Linked DNA regions of Homo sapiens: all the other regions are linked to region 1. A link is a loop called in an ENCODE intact Hi-C map of the cell type or tissue named here. Cell type or tissue: GM12878. All regions are shown on one strand. Region 1 overlaps CMIP (c-Maf inducing protein). Region 2 has its middle 62 kb from the start of PLCG2. Region 3 has its middle 14 kb from the start of CMIP.

The links. A loop is a pair of places that touch in the nucleus more often than their neighbours do. Peaks named below come from ENCODE experiments on the same cell type or tissue, not always from the same donor. Only the 100,000 strongest peaks of a DNase experiment are listed, where the experiment ranks them.
Region 2: a loop joins it to region 1, with 15 times the contacts of the local background. A loop is called at or near these places in 3 of 110 quality-filtered maps.
Region 3: it touches region 1 in a loop (5-fold over the local background); 27 of 110 quality-filtered maps call a loop at or near these places.

What each region holds. Positions count from the first base shown.
Region 1 is chr16:81,480,384-81,482,883 of GRCh38, forward strand. All of the region lies in intron 1 of CMIP (c-Maf inducing protein), which reads left to right. Among named protein-coding and RNA genes, the nearest start is that of CMIP, 37 kb to the left of the region's middle. RefSeq lists enhancers at 672-761, 792-861. In GM12878, a CTCF peak has its summit at 1,173; a DNase peak (open chromatin) is centred at 1,168; H3K4me3 peaks cover 1,134 bases; H3K27ac peaks cover 2,462 bases.
Region 2 is chr16:81,715,561-81,718,060 of GRCh38, forward strand. No RefSeq gene overlaps it. Among named protein-coding and RNA genes, the nearest start is that of PLCG2, 62 kb to the right of the region's middle. RefSeq lists a silencer at 1,580-1,803 and enhancers at 2,128-2,207, 2,228-2,427. In GM12878, no CTCF peak of the experiment used is centred here; DNase peaks (open chromatin) are centred at 471, 1,091 and 2,261; H3K4me3 peaks cover 1,210 bases; H3K27ac peaks cover 2,091 bases.
Region 3 is chr16:81,430,037-81,432,536 of GRCh38, forward strand. No RefSeq gene overlaps it. Among named protein-coding and RNA genes, the nearest start is that of CMIP, 14 kb to the right of the region's middle. RefSeq lists an enhancer at 2,472-2,500. In GM12878, no CTCF peak of the experiment used is centred here; a DNase peak (open chromatin) is centred at 1,375; H3K4me3 peaks cover 576 bases; H3K27ac peaks cover 694 bases.

The DNA.
Region 1 (2,500 bases):
ATAAAAATTAGCCAGGCGTGGTGACACACACCTGTAATCCTAGCTACTCAGGAGGCTGAGGCATGAGAATCGCTTGAACCCGAGAGGCAGAGGCTGCAGTGAGCCAAGATCGTGCCACTGCACTTCAGCCTGGGCGACAGAGTGAGACTGTATCAAAAAATAATAATAAAATCTCCACCTGAGTCCAAAGCCCTGACCCATTCTGCTGCTCCAGCCTCCCTCTGTTGTTTTGCAGGTGATTTTGGAAGGGGCACCTGTTGCTACTTATGTGTTTGCTATGGGGTAAAATAATTAAAAACTATCTAATTGGGATTTATGGGGTGCCAGCTGTATGCCAGGCACTGATTCACGTTCTCTCATTTTACCTTTACAGCCACCTTGTGCAAGGGGACTGTTATGATGACATCAGTTTCCCCAACATTGTTGGGAAAGGACGGGGGTGGTTTGCCTCACTTATCATGGAGGGAGTCTCCCCTTGGCCCTCCTGGTGGGGACCTCAGCTGAAGCAGAGTGGGAAAGAAGCCTGTGTGTGATGTCAGGGTGGGGTCCAAAGTTGAGGCTGAATGCAGTGTTTTCACGGGATGGCTTTGACATCGGTGAGAGCTGCTCTGCCCAGTTTGAACTAGTGGTGGGCCATTGAATGGAGCTGGAGAAGCTGTGCACACCTCAGGGCTTTGGCCCGGCTGTCTCCCTCAGCTGCACATGGTTTGTCCCTCCTATTTGCGTTTGAGATTTTTGATGGCTGTGGGACTCATGATTTATTCAACAAATATTGTTGAGACCTGATAGCTGGGCGCCGTCTGGGGCTCTTAGGAATATGCGGTGATGAGACAGGCACAGTCTCCATTATCCTCATGGTCTGGCAGGTGGTACGGATTGTTGTGTCACCCTCATCTGGGTGTGCCGGGCCCTGTCTCTGCATGAGCTCCCTCATTCCAGCCTCATGGCAGGTGTACAGGTGAGGGCCTTGAGCGACTGTGTGTAACAGATGAGGACAGGGCCGCTCAGGAAGGCTGAGAAGCTTTCCCAACGTTACACAGCTTGTGAGAAGCGGAGACTGAAATTGAATGTGAGCTGATGGCTTCAGAGCTTGACTAAGTAACACTGACAGATAATTATGAAAGAGGAAGTCCAGGGAGCATCTGCGTGGGATGGGGCCATGCCAGGGCCAGAGCGGCTCCCAGAGGGTGCTGTTTCAACTGAGGTCTTGGGGGGATGGGTACACTAGTTTCCTGTGGCTGCTATGACAAATGACCACAGGCTTTGTGGCTTAAAGCAACACAAAGTTATTATCTTACAGTTCTGGAGGTCAGAAGTCCACAGTGAGTCTCGTAGGGGCTAAAGTTGAGGTGTTGTCTTTCTGGAAGCCTAAGGGAAGGGTCTGTTGCCTTTTCCATTATCTAGAGGCTGCTCGCATTCCTTCCCTCGTGGCAGCATCACTCCAACCTCTGCTTCAGTCTTCACATCTCCTCTGGCTCTGGCCCTCCCGCCTCCCTCTTTTTTTTTTTTTTTTGAGAGGGGGTCTCACTCTGTCACCCAGGCTGGAGTGCAGTGGCGCAATCTTGGCTCACTGCAACCTCTGCCTCCCGGGTTCAGGTGATTCTTGTGCCTCAGCCTCCTGAGTAGCTGGGATTATAGGTGTGCGCCACCACACCTAGCTAATTTTTGTATTTTTAGCAGAGACAGCGTTTCACCATGTTGGCCAGGGTGGTTTCGAACTACTGACCGCAAGTGATCCACCCTCCTTGGCCTCCCAAAGTGCTGGGATTATAGGCATGAGCTACCGGGCCTGTCCCTGCCGCCTCTTATAAGGACCCTGTGGTTACACTGGGCTCACCAGATCATTCAGGGGCACCTTCCGTCTCAAGATCCTCAGCTTAAGCAACTCTAAGGGTCCCTTTGCCATGTCAGGCCACATAGTCACAGGTTGAAGGGAGTAGGATGATTAGGGCCATTATTGTGCCTATCATAGCAGGGGAGAGTGAGGCTGGTGGGCAGGCAATCTAAGGCCTGGAGGTGAGTGGGTGCTTGGCTTTGGAGGGGTGCTGGGCGCCTAAGTACCTGGAGGAGGAGCTCCTGGAGGGGAGGGTGAGACAGCAGAGGGCCTTTTAAGTCATGGGGCAGACTGGGAGTTGGTCACCTGCTAAGTAGCTTCTGGAGAGAGGACCTCTGTTCCCACTTGAGCCTGGTGGACATGCGTGTCCCAGGAGGACGGTGTGTGTTGGGGAAGCCCCTGCCCCTCCCCCACCTAGGAGCTTCCCTTTCACAGTGACAGGAAGAGGGAGAGCTAGGAGCATAATGTGCTTTGGGCAGGAAATGCAGGCTGCATCTTCCCATTGCTGGAGAAGGTGACAAACCCGGGCTTCGGAGTCACTGGGGCTGGGTTTGAATCCAAACTCCACCACATCCTAAGCTGAGCCCGTTCCCAACTGTAAAATGGGGGTGAGATAGGGCCTGACTCACAGGGTCAGCCCTGGGGTCAGCGAGGCAGGTCATGGGA
Region 2 (2,500 bases), 240 kb after region 1:
CGTTGTTGGTGAGAATGGAAATTGGTGGATAGCCACTGTGGAAAACAGCAGGGAGCTTCCTCAAAAAATGAAAAACAGAACTACCATATATGATCCAGCAATCGCACTTCTGGGAACATATCCAAAGGAATTGAAATCAGGATCTAGAGAAGAGATCTGCACTGTCATGTTCACTGCAGGACTGTCCACAACTGTCAAGATACAGAATCGGCCCAATTGTCCCTCAGCAGATGAATGGATAAAGAAAATGTGATATATACACACAATGGAACACCATTCCAAAGTGGTGTCCTTTACGCCTTTACAAAGAAGGGAATCCTGCTCTTTGCAGCATCGTGGAGGAACTGGAGGGCATGTGTGCTAAGTGAAATAAACCAGGCACAGGAGGACAGATACTGCATAATACCACTTCTATGAGGAATCTAAAATAATCAAACTCATAGAAACAGAAAGTGGAATGGTGGTTGCCAAGGGCTGAAGGGAGGGGGAAGTGGGGAGGTATTGGTCAAAGGGAACGAAGTTTCAGGTATGCAAGATGGAAAAACCCTTGAGAAGTACCATACGCATAATGACCATAGTTAACAATATTACAGTATATACTTAAGATTTGCTAAGCATGGAGATGTTATTATCACACACAATCGTAATAACAAATAACTGGGGCGGGAGGAAACTTTTGAAGGAGATGGAAAGGTTTATGGCATAGACTATGATGTTATCCCCAGGAGCAATTTGGGGAGGTTCAGACTCTTGGAGCCAGACGCTGCATGACCCCTAAACTGAAATTTCTAATCTTGTAGCTAATTTGTTAGTCCTGCAAAGGCAGTCTGGTCCCCAGGCAAGAAGGAGGTCTTTTCAGGAAAGGGCTGTTACCAATTTTGTTTCAGAGTCAAGCCATGAACTGAATTCCTTCCCAAAGTTAGTTTGACTTACGTTCAGGAATGAACAAGGACAACTTAAAGGTTAGAAGCAAGATAGAGTCGGTTAGGTCTGATTTCTTTCACTGCCATCATTTCTCCTGTTAAAATTTTGCAAAGGCAGTTTCAGTATGGTTTCACGGGTGTATGCTCATCCCCACACTCACCGAGTTGTATGTGTTAAATATGTACGGCTTCTTGTATGTAACCACCCAACAGGTTCACCACGCCCACTGCCTAGACAGGGCCAATTGATCAAGATAGGGCCAATTGATCAAGACAGGGGAAATGCAATGGAGAAAGAGTAATTTACACAGAGCCAGCTGTGCGGGAGCCCAGAGTTTCATTTTTATTCAAATCAGTCTCCCTGAATATTTGGGAATCAGAGTTTTTAAAGATAATTTGGCGAGTGGGGGCTTGGGAAGTGGGGAGGGCTGATTGGTGGGGCTGGAGATGGAATCACAGGGGGTTGAAGTGAGGTTTTCTTGCTGTTTTCTGTCCCTGGGTGGGATGGCAGAACTGGTTGAGCCAGATTACCTGTCTGGGTGGTGTCAGCTGATCCATGAGTGCAGGGTCTGCAACATATCTCAAGCACTGATCTTAGGTTTTACGATAGTGATGTTATGCCCAGGAGCAATCTGGGGAAGGTTCATACTCTTGGAGCCAGAGGCTGCATGATCCCTAAACTGAAATTTTTTTTTTTTTTTTTTTTTTGTGAGACGGAGATTTACTCTTGTTTCCCAGGCTGGAGTGCAATGGCACAATCTCGGCTCACCACATCCTCCACCTCCCAGGTTCAAGCGATTCTCCTGCCTCAGCCTCCCGAGTAGCTGGGATTAAAGGCATGTGCCACCATGCCCGGCTAATTTTGTATTTTTAGTAAAGGCGGGGTTTCACCGTGTTGCCCAGGCTGATCTCGAACTCCTGACCTTCCTGACCTCAGGTGATCCGCCCGCCTCGACCTCCCAAAGTGCTGGGATTACAGGCATGAGCCACTGTGCCTGGCCCTAAACTGTAATTTCTAACCTTGTAGCTAATTTGTTAGTCCTGCAAAGGCAGTCTGGTCCCCAGGCAAGAAGGGGGTCTTTCTGGGAAAGGGCTCTTATCAATTTTGTTTCAGAGTCAAACCATGAACTGAATTCCTTCCTAAAGTTAGTTCGGCCTACACCCAGGAATGAGCAAGGACAGCTTAAAGGTTAGAAGCAAGATTGATTTGGTTAGGTCTGATTTCTTTCACTGCCGTCATTTTTCCTGTTATAATTTTGCAAAGGCTGTTTCAGCATGGTTTCACGGCTGTATACTCATCTCCGTAATCATCAAGTTGTAAGCGTTAAATATGCATGGCTTCCTCTGTGTTAATTAGACCACAATAAAGTGGTTTAGAGAAAGAAGAAACAGCAGCAAGAGACATGGCCCTTGTCCTCCAGGGGCTCAGCACCCAAGCATGCTGGCAAGGAGTCAGTCACATACTGCATGGCAAATGCCATGACAGGACACTAAGGCAGGCACAGATGGTGGGCAGTGAACCCAGGCCTATGGGCATCACGGGAGACTTCCTGGAGGAGGTGGTATTGTTGAGAATG
Region 3 (2,500 bases), 50 kb before region 1:
CCCCAGAAGACCCCTATAGATTTAAAATTTTTTTTTTTTTAGCCCTGGCAAGAAAAATGTTCTAGCTTGCTGATCTCTTCCTGGGGATAAGTAAGAGTGACATGGCTGCTAGAATTAGTATGTATTGATGGCCCCTTTAGCACTTCTCCTTTCAAAGAGGTAAATACCAAGTACAGACTCAAAGCTGCGAGTTGCCTCCGTGCTCAGGCTGCGCATGGTGGCTCACACCTATAATTCCAGCACTTTGGGAGGCTGAGGCAGGAGGATCTCTCTTTTTTTTTTTTTTTGAGATGGAGTCTAACTCTGTCGCCCAGGCTGGGGTTCCATGGCGTGATCTCTGCTCACTGCAACCTCCACCTCCTGGGTTCAAGCAATTCTCTTGCCTCAGCCTTCCAAGTAGCTGGGATTACAGGCACCCGCCACCATGCCCGGCTAGTTTTTTTTGTATTTTTAGTAGAGACGGGGTTTCACCATGTTGACCAGGCTGGTCTTGAACTCCTGATCTTGAGAAATCCACCTGCCTCGGCCTCCCAAATTGCTGGGATTATAGGCATGAGCCACCGGGCCCAGCAAGGAGCATCTCTTGAGCCCAGGAGTTCAAGACCAGCCTGAGCAACACAGTGAAGCCCCATCTCTACTAAAAAACAAAAAAAAATGTGAGAGAAACAAAAAATATTTTGTTTGTTAAACAAAAAATGTTAGAGAAACAAAAAACGTTTTGTTTATTAAACAAACAAAAAATGTTAGCCCAGTCTGTGCTGCAAGCCTATAGTCTCAGCTACTTGGGAGGCTGAGGCAGGAGGATTGCTTGAGGTTGGAAGGTTGAGGCTGCAGTGAGCTATGATCACACCATTGCACTCCAGCCAGGGCAAAAGAGCGAGACCCTGTCTCAAAAAAAAAAAAACAAAAACAAAAAACAAACAAACAAAAAAAAACAAAGGCCGGGCATCGTGGCTCACGCCTGTAATCCTAGCACTTTGGGAGGCCGAGGCAGGTGGATCACTTGAGCTCAGGAGTTCGAGACCAGCCTGGCCAACATGGTGAAACCCAGTCTCTACTAAAAATACAAAAGTTAGCCGGGTGTGGTGGTGCACCCCTGTAATCCCAGCTACTCGGGAGGCTGAGGCAGGAGAATTGCTTGAACCCGGGAGGCAGAGGCTGCTGTGAGCCAAGATGGTGCCACTGTGCTCCAGCCTGGGCAACAGAGCAAGAATCTGTTTCAAAAAAAAAAAAATCCTGCAAGTCACCAAATAATGGTATGAAATGAACACAGAATCTAATGTACACAGGCCTGGATTCCAGTCCCCTGTGGCCTTCAGGGTTGAGTCCACGATTGATTGGTGGTGTCTGTCATGGTCAAAGAAATGAGTCAGCTTTCCCACTTTCATACAGATCTAGGGTTTCTCAGCTGCAACTAACCTTTGAGAGAGATTTGCCTAGTTAACCCCTGAGTAAAATCTGCTTAAGATTTTTAGCCAAACAAAATAGAAAAAAATGAATAAAGAGAGAAGTAAACTACTTGCCTGAATCCCTGGCCCAGGACCCAGCCACCTGTCAACCACTGCTATTGTGAAACCACTCAGGCAGAGGGGACACTGTCCAGCTCAGATTCACGGGTCATTGTCATCCACGCTGAATGAAACTCATTAGTCCTTTGTGAGCTGTTCAGGTTTAATGCCTCTAAAATTGCCTGATGAAACTGGAGCGTGGTTGGGAAACAGACAATGGGCCGTCCGGCTGAACAAAGCTGTCCTAAGTGCTCAGCGCAAAGTCGAGTCAGGTCCCGCCCATGGCACCCGGAGTGGAGCCTCAGAAATCATGACTGCTCCCTGTGAATATTCTAGTGTGAGCTCGAGGACAGTAGGGCAGACTTGGGTCCATGCCTGTCCCAGATAAAACCGGGTGAGCGACGCCCTGGGGGCTGAATGGAGGCCCGGCGAGCAGGGTGTGCTTACGGAGAACCAGCCGGGCTGGGGGCAGAACACATGCACTGCTGTGGTGGGCTTTGGGCTCTGCTATGGATTGGATTGTGCGCTCCCAAAATACAAGTCCTAGCCCTCAGCATGTGACCTTTTTTGGAAATAAAGTTTTTGCAGATGTAATAAGTGAAGATGAGGTCATACTGGAGCAGGGTGGGCCCCGATCCGATGACTGTGTCCTTATAAAAAGGGGAAGTTTGGACACAGACACACAGGGAGAACGCCTTGAGCATGAAGGCAGAGATTGCGATGATGTGTCTGTCTACAAGCCAAGGAATGCCAAAGATCACCAGCAGAGAGAGGCATGGAACAGACACTTCCCCCACAGCCCGCAGAAGGAACCAGCCTGCCAACATCTTGATCTTGGACTTCTGGCCCCCAGAACTATGAGAAAATAAATTTCTTGTAGTTGTTTAAAGCCCCCTAGTTGGCGGCAGCTCCATGGAACTGATACAGAAACCTGGCTTTGAGGCCGTCTCTCTGGAAGACTTTGGGCAAATGACTTTCCTCTTTGAGCCTGG